Regions from separate parts of the Mus musculus genome. Here all the other regions are linked to region 1. The links are chromatin contacts, found by Hi-C or POLR2A ChIA-PET in ENCODE. All regions are on one chromosome and are shown on one strand. Each heading gives the region's core, a stretch centred on a gene start or an enhancer-like site at or near the end of the contact. The rest is flanking DNA. Distances are from core to core; before and after follow the strand shown. Region 1 holds the start of Cdk17 (cyclin-dependent kinase 17). Region 2 holds the start of Elk3 (ELK3, member of ETS oncogene family). Region 3 has its middle 24 kb from the start of Gm17745.

Region 1 (3,548 bases), core at 59-2,558:
AATTTGGCTCAGGAGGCGATAAAACAGGGCCACTGATGCGTCGTCTTCGATGGCCACATTAACATAAGGGAAAGGCGCCACGGATTTCAGCTAAAGGCTTTTGCCATTTTTGAAGAAGAAAAGCTAATTGTTAATGGCCATGTGACACAGAAGATCCCAGAAAGGAAAGGGTGGGAGGAAAAAAAAAAAAAAGAGAAGAGTTCAAGGCAGTTCAGGGTCAGACCAAGTCAGGCATCCTGTCATTAGCAAACGTTCCCCTAGCTGAAGGCAAAATACCGCTTACCCCAGAAGGAGTGGGTGAAAAGTAGGGGAGAGAATGAGTGGGGAACCACAGGGGACGGCGAGGTGGCAGCGTGGGGGTGATGTGGGGAAGAAAACTGGGGCCACCCAGCTGAGATGGGGAGCAGAAGCAACCGGACAAAAACACCGAGAAAAGCAACTGCGGCTAAGACAACGGTGGAACACACACACACACAACCCCCTCTTCCCGGGTTCTCTGGGTTTCCCACAGTCCCTCCGCCTCCGGTTGGAGCGACACTCAGGGGTGTGACCCGCCAGCAAGAGGGCTGCCCGGAGCTTTGTGTCGACCCGCTCCCCCACGAGAGGGCTCCTCCCCCGCGGAGCTGCCCACCCACCCGCGCGCAGCCTCCCGCGTCTCCAAGGAGCCCGCAGCGCCGCGTCCTCGCCCACTCCCGCCGCCCCGCGCCCGCGCCTCCACCCCGGCCCCGGGGACCTTTGTGTCTCGGGGGGACTTTCCGCCTCTTCCCCTCCCGGCGCCCCACGGGGCCAGCAGCCTCCCCAGGAAGCCTCGATCGGCTGCGAACTCTCAGCGGCGGCGCATGGAGCCCCTCCCCCCAGGTCCCCCAACCAGCTCCGCACTCCCGCAGCCCACGCCGCGCGTGGACATGCGACCGACAAGATCCCCACTCGAGCCGCCCGCTGACAGGCGTCACGATCCCTGCCCAGCCCCGCTGCCAACTCACCAGCAAGTGCGGGGACCGCGGGCTCCGGACCGGCGGGCGCGCAGAGCGAGCGAGCGGATGCAGGTCCGGTGGTGGCGGACGCGCCGAGGCGCCTCAGGCTCAGGCCTCCCCCCACCCCCCAACCTCGCGCCTTCCGCTCCGCGAGGGCCGCCGGCCGCCTCACGCGTGGCAGAGCCCCCCGCTCAACATGGCTCCCGGGCCGCGGAGCCTCGCGGACGGCCCAGTACTCCCGGCCACCGAGCCGGGGCGGAGCGAGGCGGCGGGGCGCGGGCTGCCGGACTGCCGGGCGCTGGGTAGACCGCAGCCGCCGCTCTCGTTCGTCTGAGTGCGCGTTGCTTTCTCTCGCTCGGAGGCTGCGGCTTGACGCCTCCGCCTGTTCCCCGGAGCGAGCGAGAGCGGGGGTTAGAAAAAAAAAAAGAAAAGAAAAAAGGAAAAAAAAAAAAAAAAGACTTTTATTGAAACGATCCAACCAGCGGCGGCGGAGAAAAGCGACCGGCTGCGGGAGCTTCCCCACCCCCGCCTGCACGGCTCGCCTGGGGCAGCGCGACCCCTGCCGGCGGTGGCGGCGACGGCGGCATGCGGGGCGGAGCCTTGCCTGGGGGTGGGGCTTATGACTGGGGCGTGGTCTGGGCGGGGCTGGGGGGTATTCCCAGGAAACTTCAAGCGTGGCTTCAAACGCGGCTGGAGAGCAAGGGAGACCCTGTCCGTGGACAGAACGCTGAACAGTGTCTGACCATCGCGATTGGTGAGGAACCGATCGCCACAAATCAGCCCCTCACTGTCCCCTCGCAACAATAAAACTCTGCTTGAAGTATTCCAGGCGCTACTGTACACAGGATGCCTGCCTCAGTACAGTGCTTCAGATGACCCACAAAGAAATACCTCGGTCGATTGCTGCAATTTTCTTCTGTTCTGTGACTGGATATGCGTGGCCAGTGCAGTAATCACCCACGCACAAAGCTTTGATTTCAACCACAGTGTTTTTAAATGTTATTACACTGTTGGCTCTAGGCTGGGGGGGGAGGGTGGAGGGGGGAACTAAAATGGTTACAATAAAACTGTGTTGTGAAAGAGTCAATGCTAAGTTATAGGACCCAGAAAGAGATACTGTTGCAGTGAGTTAGATTCTGTTGCTTGAAGGAGGCAGGCCAAAGAGGTTGGCCCAGTTTCTGTAAATCTTTTTACTTTCTTCTTCCCCAGTTAGGAACAACTGAATGTGTAGACAAACTAAAGTGATCCTGGCCCATTTCTTTCCACAAGTAGGGATAGAAGCTTAAAGTAAAAGCAGACTTAAGTGGCAGAGGAAAATACTGAGAGAACTGAAAGAAGACAGTAGGGTCCGGATGTGGACACCCTAACCAAGAAAAGGTTAACGGTATAAAAGGCCAGTAGGGTGAAGGTTGGGGTTTTTTGTTGTTGTTGTTGTTATGTTTTGTTTTTCTGTTCTTATCACCAGGAAGTGCACGATATATTTTAAATCTCATTATCTACTAAGGACTTCTGAATCGTATCTTTTCTGATTGATGCGCCTTTCCTTGAAGATACTTCCTGCCCTTCTGTCTAGAACTTTGTCGGACACAGCTGGATGTGTTTTCTACAGCTCATAAGGTTCATATATATCAACCGGAGTTCTCCTGTGTCTCCAAAATTACCAGAACTATAGGTTAACAATAATTATCCTCTACAAAGACTTCAACACTTGTTTACCCTATAAAAATGTCCATATTTATACTTCCCTTCAAGAATGAGTGTGTACTTTTGAACAGCAGTTAATGATTTTTTTAATATATGTCTAATTCAGGCAATTTTATAATATGTTAGGAGCTAGCATCATTTCAGAGTTCTTTGTAAGTTAAAGAAAAATATATGTTACACATGACCTACTTTTATACCAAACATTTTCACATGCTTGCCTTATATTCAAAAGCAATTGTGTGGGGGTGTTGTTGTTGTTGTTCTCTTAGTAAATATTCAAAATAGTAAAAAAGGGAATCTACATAATTGCACCCTGAGTTTCTGCATCTGAAATTCTTCCTTCACATCACTGGACTGGAATTAGCCCATTAGAAACCAAAGATAATTCTGCCTTGGCCAAAATTCCCAAGAAATATTTCCTCTGGTATAGCACCGTAGTCGTAATTTGATCCTTAGAATCGAGGTGGTTATTGCTTGATCTATTTGTTCTTTCACTTAAAAACAAAAAATTGCTAACTGCATCGTTTGGACCAGGTACCATGTTAGACCTTAAAGACTCAGAGGTGAAGATAGATTTGCCCTTGAACTCTGTCAGTGGAAATGAGCAATATACGCACAGATCACTTAAGGAACCAATGGGTTAATGCAGAGACAGGAGAGACAAACAAAATCAAACAGCCATGGTAATGAGATTGAGGAAGGAGGTGGCAGGATGCTTCAGGTGTCTACGATGAGGGAAACAGGAAGATGAGCAGAGGCCAGAAAATGCTGACAGACCTTTTCACTTAGTATGAAGTTGTTAGGGATTATTTATATTTGGGGTTTTTTTGTTTGTTTGATTTTGTTTTGTTTTTCTTTTTTGTTGTTGTT
Region 2 (3,834 bases), core at 854-3,353, 150 kb before region 1:
TGCTCAAGTGGCCAGTATTTACCTGTTCTGTTCTAATTGTTTTAGGTTGATTTCTTTTCCTAACCCTAACTCTAACCCTGCTTTCTTATCTACCTTTTCTTTTTCCTTTTTTTTTTTTTTTTTTTTTTTTTTAGTGCTGGAGATTGAACTCATGGCTTTGTACAAGAGAGGCAAGTAATTTACCCCCAAGCTAAATCTCTAACGAGACCTGACCATCTGATTTCTAGAGCTTGCTTTCTGAGTGGCTGTATAGGAACGCCACCTCCCAATCTCCCCCAAGAGAGTGGGGTACCACTTACAAATGACGAACCTTTCTTGACACAACCTCCCCTGAAACCCACAGTTCACCTGATGGCTCACTCCTGATGATAATTCGTGATTACAGGTACCCACCTGTATAGCTTCACACGGAGCAGTTCATGGCTGGCCCCCCAAAATCTTGTTCTGACTACTCATCCCTTCCTGTCCCCAACCCCTGGTGACCAGAACTTTCTCACTGCGCCAATAGTTCTGCCTTTTCTGGGAGAGGTGGGATCATACAGCACGTAGCCCCTTCAGATTAGCTTCTCCCAAGTGGATACTTTCTAAAATAAAAAGCAACATGTATTCCTAAGTGTGGGAGCTTCCGAGTTGGATGATAAATCTAAATCCACACTCTGCATTCAGTTCACATGGACAGCTGGATCATATAGGGACACAGTCTGAGTTTTGCTGAGTGACTGGAGAAGCCAACTAGGGATTTTAAATGATAATCTCCAAAGTGGAAAATTAGCTGTGGAAAATCAGGGTTTGATAGACAGCCCCCTTTCCCATAATTCCTCCTTCTGTTTCACATCTTACCTTGGTCCCCCTCCCTCCTCTCCCCACCACCATTGTCTCTTCTCAGAGCACGGGCAAGCCTGGTCCTCAGTGTATAACCAGCAGGTTATACACATCAGTGATTAAGCAAAAATGCTGCCCTTGTTTAACAAGGTGTTCTGACAGGCACCTGCAGATGTGCGTGTGTGGGGTGGGTATTAACATCCCTGAATTCAATCTAGAACCTTTAATAGTAACCAGATACTCAGAAACAAGCAATCTTTCAGAGAGATAGCAAATGCTAATGGGGGGGGGGCAAGGAAATGTCAGAATGTTGTCCTGCTGACCTGGAGACTTGGCCATTGGTCTGGGATAAGTACGCTGTGGCTAGTTTGCAAAGCACCCCTTACTCTCAACGCGATTCTGTTATTGGGGCTTCCAATCACACCAGACACATTGAGGTGAGGGCTTAAGGGTTACAATTAGGGCTTTAATGAGCCATGTACTCTCATGCCAAACGTTCAAGATTGAAAACTACTGGTCAGAAAGCCCCAAAGGCAGGGGACTGGAAGGTTCTGGAAGGCTGGGGCTGGAGGAACTGTATACAGGGTTTGTTAATAAGAGACCCATTCCCTCCTGCATCCTCCGAGCAATGCCCAACTCTCCAATCAGATCCTGGCCATTGTCCTCAGGGGCGGGGAGTCCAGTCTTGAAACCACAGGGTACCCCTTCCCCTGTCTCAAGCCACCTGGAGCGCCTAAGCAGTGCCTGTCTAAAGCCACTTCACTCATCTCTTTTCTAAGACACAAGGCTCCTAGTTTGTGGCTCTTAAGAAAGTATTCCCAAAAGAGGATCCCAACTCTAAAACTGCCTCCAAATTATTACTATTAATATTAATTATAGTGCTGCTGTTAAATATGCCCCGACAGTAACTCTATCCGACAGCATCTTAGGAAGACTCCATCTCCCTTTGTGCACGCTTATGTTTTTCACCCTCATCTCCTCTGGTCCGCAATAAAAGCAGCCCGGTTCCCAGAGCATCCAAAGTCCTGAACCCCACTCGCCATCCCTCCTGTCCCTAAACTCTTCTTCTATGCCTATGGTAGAGAAAAGCTCGCTTAGGGACCTCCCTTTCGGGGCACCATTAGCAGGGCACGAACCCAGGGTGATGCCAAACTTAGGAACCCGAGGGCTCAGGAGCCGACGGAGCCCCCGCCGAGTGGAGAGACGGCGGCCTGGCCGGCGGGTCCCCAGGCTCCTCCCCTGGGGTGGCCGAGCAGGAAGCGGGGCGGGCACGGCGCGGGGGCGCGCGGGGCGTGCGGGCGGGCGCGGGGCCCGGCGCCGGGGGTATGCGCGGGTCTGGGCGGGCAGCCCCGGCGCACAGCCGCGGCCCGGGCGCACGGCGCGGGGCGGAAAAGCCTGTTTACACAGACTGCACACCGCCTGGGGAATAATGCAGTAAAGGAAGTGAGCAGGCTCGGCCTGACTGCTCCAACTTCCTGCTCTCACACACACCAGAGGAGGGGGGGGGGGGAGAAAAAAAAAAAGAGGAGCGAGAGAAAGAAAAAAAAAAGAGGGGGGAAAATCAGGATCTCATTACAAGAGCAACAGACCGTCTGCAGACGCCTGTCAGCATGGAAAGTCGGGGGCTTTCGCCCGGTTCCTCCTAGAAATCTCCCCAAGAAGACTCCCAAACGCTCCCCCACGTCTGGGTAGGTTGCAGGACTGTTTGCCTGTTGCTCCAGCGCTTGCAAAGTTTTCTTCGGGCTATTTTTTTTTTTTAATTTTTCCTCTTTTTTTTTTTTCTCCTTTCTCCTTCTTTCTTTTCTTTGGCTGGTGGGGGTGGGGTTGTGGGCGCTGTGGGGTGAGTTGTAGACTGCGTTGGGGGAGGATGGGGGTGCGTCCCCGCGGGGGAGGATGCTGTGCGTCGCCACCGCCACCGCCACCGGCGCCACCCCGGGAGCTCGTGCTCGGGCCTGGGGTCTGCACTGCGAAGCCCGGAGGAGACACCCTGAGTGCAAACTCCTGTATCCCTGCAGCGAGGCTCCGGGGCTCTGGGATTAGGGATAGTGGTCGAAGCGGGCTGCGTGGCTGGAGGCTGGATTGTCACTGACCTCCAGCCGGGGTTGCGGTCCGGATCCCTTCAGGATGGGCACCGAGGCGCGAGTGTTCGGATTCAGGGGAGAGCACAGGGGTGGAGAGGGAGCGGAGGACTTGGGCCATGGAGATGTGGGGCCCGGGGCTACGTCCACTCTCTCTGGGCAGGTGACCCCCGCCCAGGTCACCGCCCCAGGCGCACGCCCAGTCTAATGGACATTTAAAAGCCGGCCGAGTCGGCTAGTCCAGATTCGGATTGGGGAGATGGGCCAGGCAAGGGATGAACTTGAAACTCTCAGCTCTTTAACTTCCAACTGCCTGCTGGCCTGTAATGTTACTGGAACTTTTTTTTAAGGGGGGGGGGCTTGAAATTGGGAGGCGGGAGCTAAAAATATTAAATGGTCTCTGTTTTGTTACGACCGAATCATTCCGAGGATAAGCTGCAGTTACGCGGCGGGTGGGGGTGGAAGCAAGAAAGGCTATTTCAGAAACTGCAAAAGGGGCTTTTTAGAAGGAAAAAAAAAAAGAGTGTCGGGAGAGTTTCTGGCTTGTCTGGAAACGGCAAGACTAATTGCCGTGCGCTTCCGCTTTGAAACTGGCTGCAGACAGCATCTTGAAAATGACTCACTGAGGAGCTCACAAAGAAACTGCGGCTTGCTGCTGCTTCTCAGGTTTATGTATTTGTGCCTTTTACAGTTTCCTTTGTAGTGTTTGAGGGTCCCCCGCCCCTTCCCTGCCGGCCCCCTCCAGCCCTCCCCATCTCGAAAGCCCCTCGCCGTCCTATAACTCCCTGCAGTGCTCTGCCGGAGGTGGGGAGGGGGGGGCAGTTGGGGGGGGGGCGTATGGGGGGGGGAAGCCGAGTTGTTTTTGGAGTTGGCTGGGGAGAGGGTTAAAGGGATTCTGCTGCTGCAGGGGGAAAAATGTTCCTTGAATTTTCCA
Region 3 (3,549 bases), core at 632-3,131, 200 kb before region 1:
TTATAAAAATGAATGGGTGAAGATGGAGTTCCCACCATGCATTGGGCTTTGGGTTAAGCACTGTTCATATTATGTCCATATCTCATTTAATCTTCACGAGTACCCTTATCAGCCAGGTGCTGTGAGTAGCCTAGACATGAAAACTATGAAGCACAGAAAGGTTAGGTTGTTTGCTCAATATCACACAGCGAGGAAATGGAGGAGCTGGGAATTGAACCCTAGTGTATCTGTTTTGTTCCTAGACGTTGGATTCCCAAAACCGCTACCTTCTACTACTCACTCTACTTATTGGCTGACATAGTAAGGAATAAACAGGACTCTTTTGTCCTGGTCCTCAGAGCAGGCGTTGACATCCTTGAGGCACACAGCTACCTCCTTTCTCTGTCTGACTCTGCTGCTTTTGGCTGAACACCATGGCAACCCGAGGTAACCTCCGGCCTTCTGGCCCACATTCTTGCCATGCTTGCCAGACCACTATGTCTCAGTTATACAGATTACATCATTATCCCGGTCTTGAGCGGAGAAGTCAGAATACCTTCCCTTTATGTGTAAACCTTTCCGTTTGTCTGTCTGTCAACACGAGCTTTTCTTTCACTTTCTTGCACCTCTTCTCCATTCAGGTCTGCTGTAACTTCCCATGTTTCTTCTGGAGCCTGCTTTCCCTTTGGACTTGGAAAACCCAAGGCCACCTTGGACTTGACAACCATGCCACCCCCCAGCCCCATTCACTTGGTCCTCCAGCCCATATCTGAAGATATTCTTCCTTTTCTCTGGGATACAGGATCCCCTTTCTGAGATTGCCTGCTTATTGAGAAATTGGAAATATTCTCTATTCATAGACGCAGTGACCATCTCTTTTCTTGTCCTTCCTTCTCAAAGATCTAACCCTCTTCCTGGCAGGCTTGGTCTAGTGACATCCGATCAGGCTCACACAGGCAACAGAAGAAGAGCAGTGTGCTGGATTATTGTGCCGGATTACTACATGCTCGGGGCAAGGAGTGGGATGCCTTCTGGGTACCACTTTGCAGATCCTCTCTGAGTGATGGGTGGTTATTTCTTCCTCAGCTCTCCAGTGTTCTGTTCCTCTCCTCTGGTAGGAAAAAGCTTATGTTCTCAAAAAAGTTCCTTTCCATGCCAAAGAGCCCTTCTCAGCCGCTCTGTTCCACTTCTAAACTGAGGACAACTGCCTCGGTGGGAAGGGAAGCAACCAGGAGACCAAGACTGAGGACAGGACTCTGAGGTCTAGCTATATGCTTTGAGCAGTCACCCTGAGCCAGAAGTTCCCATGTTAAATGTGAGAGACAATTCAACATTGCAACGTAAAGTGACTTAGACTCTAGTCTTGGATCTCTAGTCTCTAAGCCCATGCCACAAAGTCTTCCCAACCTTGACTCCTAAGGGGTGGATGCTAAAATGTACAAACAAGTCGGTTTCTGAATTGAAGCAGCTTTAGTGAGAAGGTGGAGGTCGAGGTGTGGGACTGCCTGGCTGTCCCCTCCCTCCTCGGGGACAGTCTCAAGTATCTCAACCTTCAAAGCACAATGCAAATGCCATTTCAACACCTCACTTCCACCTCCCACTCAGGCACCACTTTTAACTCCCTTCTATATAGAAATTCTAAAATCCCACTAGACTGGGGCCTGTTACAGTGTAACTGAGCAGTTTAAAAGTCAACTGATGCATTACTAACAAGTGTATAGGAAACAAGTGAAATGCCACATTCTTAACAAGTATATAGGAAACAAGTGAAATGCCACATTCTTAACAAGTGTATAGGAAACATTTACATAAACAGTATCCTTTCAAGCATTCCAAATGCCCTCTGTGATTGTAGGTTTTAAATGTCAACTGGCCCCAAACCAGAAAGCTCTCAGAAGAATATCTCTGTTGAGGAGTGATCTAGAACAGGTTGGCCTGTGAGCATTTCTGGAGGCGGGAGGATTGTTTTTGAATGTTGACAGAGGTGGGAAGACCGAGCCTGAATATGGGAGGGGCAATTTCACAGGCTGGACCTGTGTTAAGAGCAAGGAAAGCAGGCGGGGCGTGGTGGCACATGCCTTTAATCCCAGCACTTGGGAGGCAGAGGCAGGTGAATTTATGAGTTCAAGGCCAGCCTGGTCTACAGAGTGAGTTCCAGGACAGCCAGGGCTACACAGAGAAACTCTGTCTCAAAGAACAAAACAAAACAAAACAGAGCAAGGAAAGCTAGCTGAGCAGAAGCAACAGCATTAGGCAGCGTGGGTGCGTTCTTTTCTTATTGCTCAGCTGTGGATGTGATGTGACAACTGCTTCACTCCTGCCTTAACTTCCCCTAAACTAAACAAAGCCCTGAATCCCCTAAGTTGCTCTTGATTAGTTTTTTTTTTATTATAGCAACAGAAAATGAAACAAAGATAACCTCTTTCCAAATGTGTATGTGTATATAGCATTTATAATGGTTCTCAGTAGGTTTTTATTTGTTTCTTGAGCTTTCTTCACAGCGGGAAGAGATACATTCCTATATGCCAAAGTCAAAGGTTAAGTTTGAGTAAGGACTGGATATGAGCGAGGGCACTTTTGACTTCAAGAGACAGTAAACCTGACAGAGCGATCGAGCCATATGGATGGCTCCCATCGATTTCAGAGTCCAGAGTTGATTTACAGATTGCAAAATGTCACCATGGACATAAAGCTTCCTATTTTCTCAGCCACCTTCTTCATGCTGGCCTTCTCCTTGTATGTTTTACCTCGTGCCTCTAATATATGATTGCCCTAGATATAGAGCCTCTCATGCAAAGAACCCAGTGAGAAGGAAAACGAAACAAAAAAGACACCAACCCTCTCTTTCCCCATAGACTTGCTCAGCCAGAAGGGAAATCCTCAGGGGAGCCCTTTACAAACCTTGCGTTGTTTTTGCTAGTGTAGCACTAGATGTGTTTTACCTCTAGTCCAATCATAAGCAAAGGAGTCAGAGGTATTGCAGCCCTAGGTGGCTAATGGGTAGATAACAGCATCAGCCACAACAGTGTGATCACAATGCAGGTTTATATAGAGCAAAGACTGGGATTAGTGGAAACATACAGCCTTCGAATGTAGACTAGAGGGATGTTTTATTCATGAGCTAGGAAATCAAACAGAAATGCATGGAGATGTGCTTAGAAGGCATATGTAGCTCAGTTGGCAGTCCCTGGGCATGTTTATGAGCCACTTTGAGCAAGTGAGACTTTCAATCACAAAAACAAAGAAATTGACCATTGATGGCTAGATCATATGCAGAGTCCTCTAGAGAGCAGAATTACCATGATTGCAATGGTGGAACGGTAAGGGCATCTGCTTGGTGTCCATTCTTTGGGGGAGGGGGGCCTCTACCTGACTCCTCCTTTTGCCCAAATGAAGCTCTGTTTTTGCCGATCCCATGACTTCAAATGTGTAGCTTCTAGACTGGGCCTGTCATCCTCCTCTGGCCCAACGGATTCTCTCTTCAAAGCATGTGAGTGGAAACAGACAAATGCAATCCAATTTCATCTTCAGCCACACTTACACGAAGAATCCTTAGAAGTTCCTGTTATT

Evidence for each region. Hi-C counts contacts between places; a loop is a spot of excess contacts on that map. ChIA-PET counts read pairs that join two places held with the same protein, here RNA polymerase II (POLR2A).
Region 2: POLR2A ChIA-PET joins it to region 1 with 28 read pairs in Patski. The contact joins the promoter of Elk3 here to the promoter of Cdk17 in region 1. A Hi-C loop is called at or near these places in 11 of 37 maps with a recorded cell type or tissue (adrenal gland, gastrocnemius, heart and 1 more). POLR2A ChIA-PET finds 5 or more read pairs at or near these places in 2 of 5 experiments (Patski and embryonic stem cell).
Region 3: a loop to region 1 is called in a map of CH12.LX, with 2.8 times the contacts of the local background. The contact joins the enhancer-like site here to the promoter of Cdk17 in region 1. A Hi-C loop is called at or near these places in 2 of 37 maps with a recorded cell type or tissue (CH12.LX and T-helper 2 cell).

The regions. Positions count from the first base shown.
Region 1 is chr10:93,158,636-93,162,183 of GRCm38, reverse strand. Cdk17 (cyclin-dependent kinase 17) reads right to left here and starts at 1,308. Exons shown (of 17, transcript NM_146239.2): 1 at 984-1,308.
Region 2 is chr10:93,309,428-93,313,261 of GRCm38, reverse strand. It overlaps Elk3 (ELK3, member of ETS oncogene family), which reads left to right and starts at 2,103. Exons shown (of 5, transcript NM_013508.2): 1 at 2,103-2,510.
Region 3 is chr10:93,358,870-93,362,418 of GRCm38, reverse strand. No RefSeq gene overlaps it. Among named protein-coding and RNA genes, the nearest start is that of Gm17745, 24 kb to the right of the region's middle. Within about 2 kb of position 1,881, at least 1 of the 3 ENCODE cell types and tissues checked has a DNase peak (open chromatin) inside an H3K27ac peak, as active enhancers do.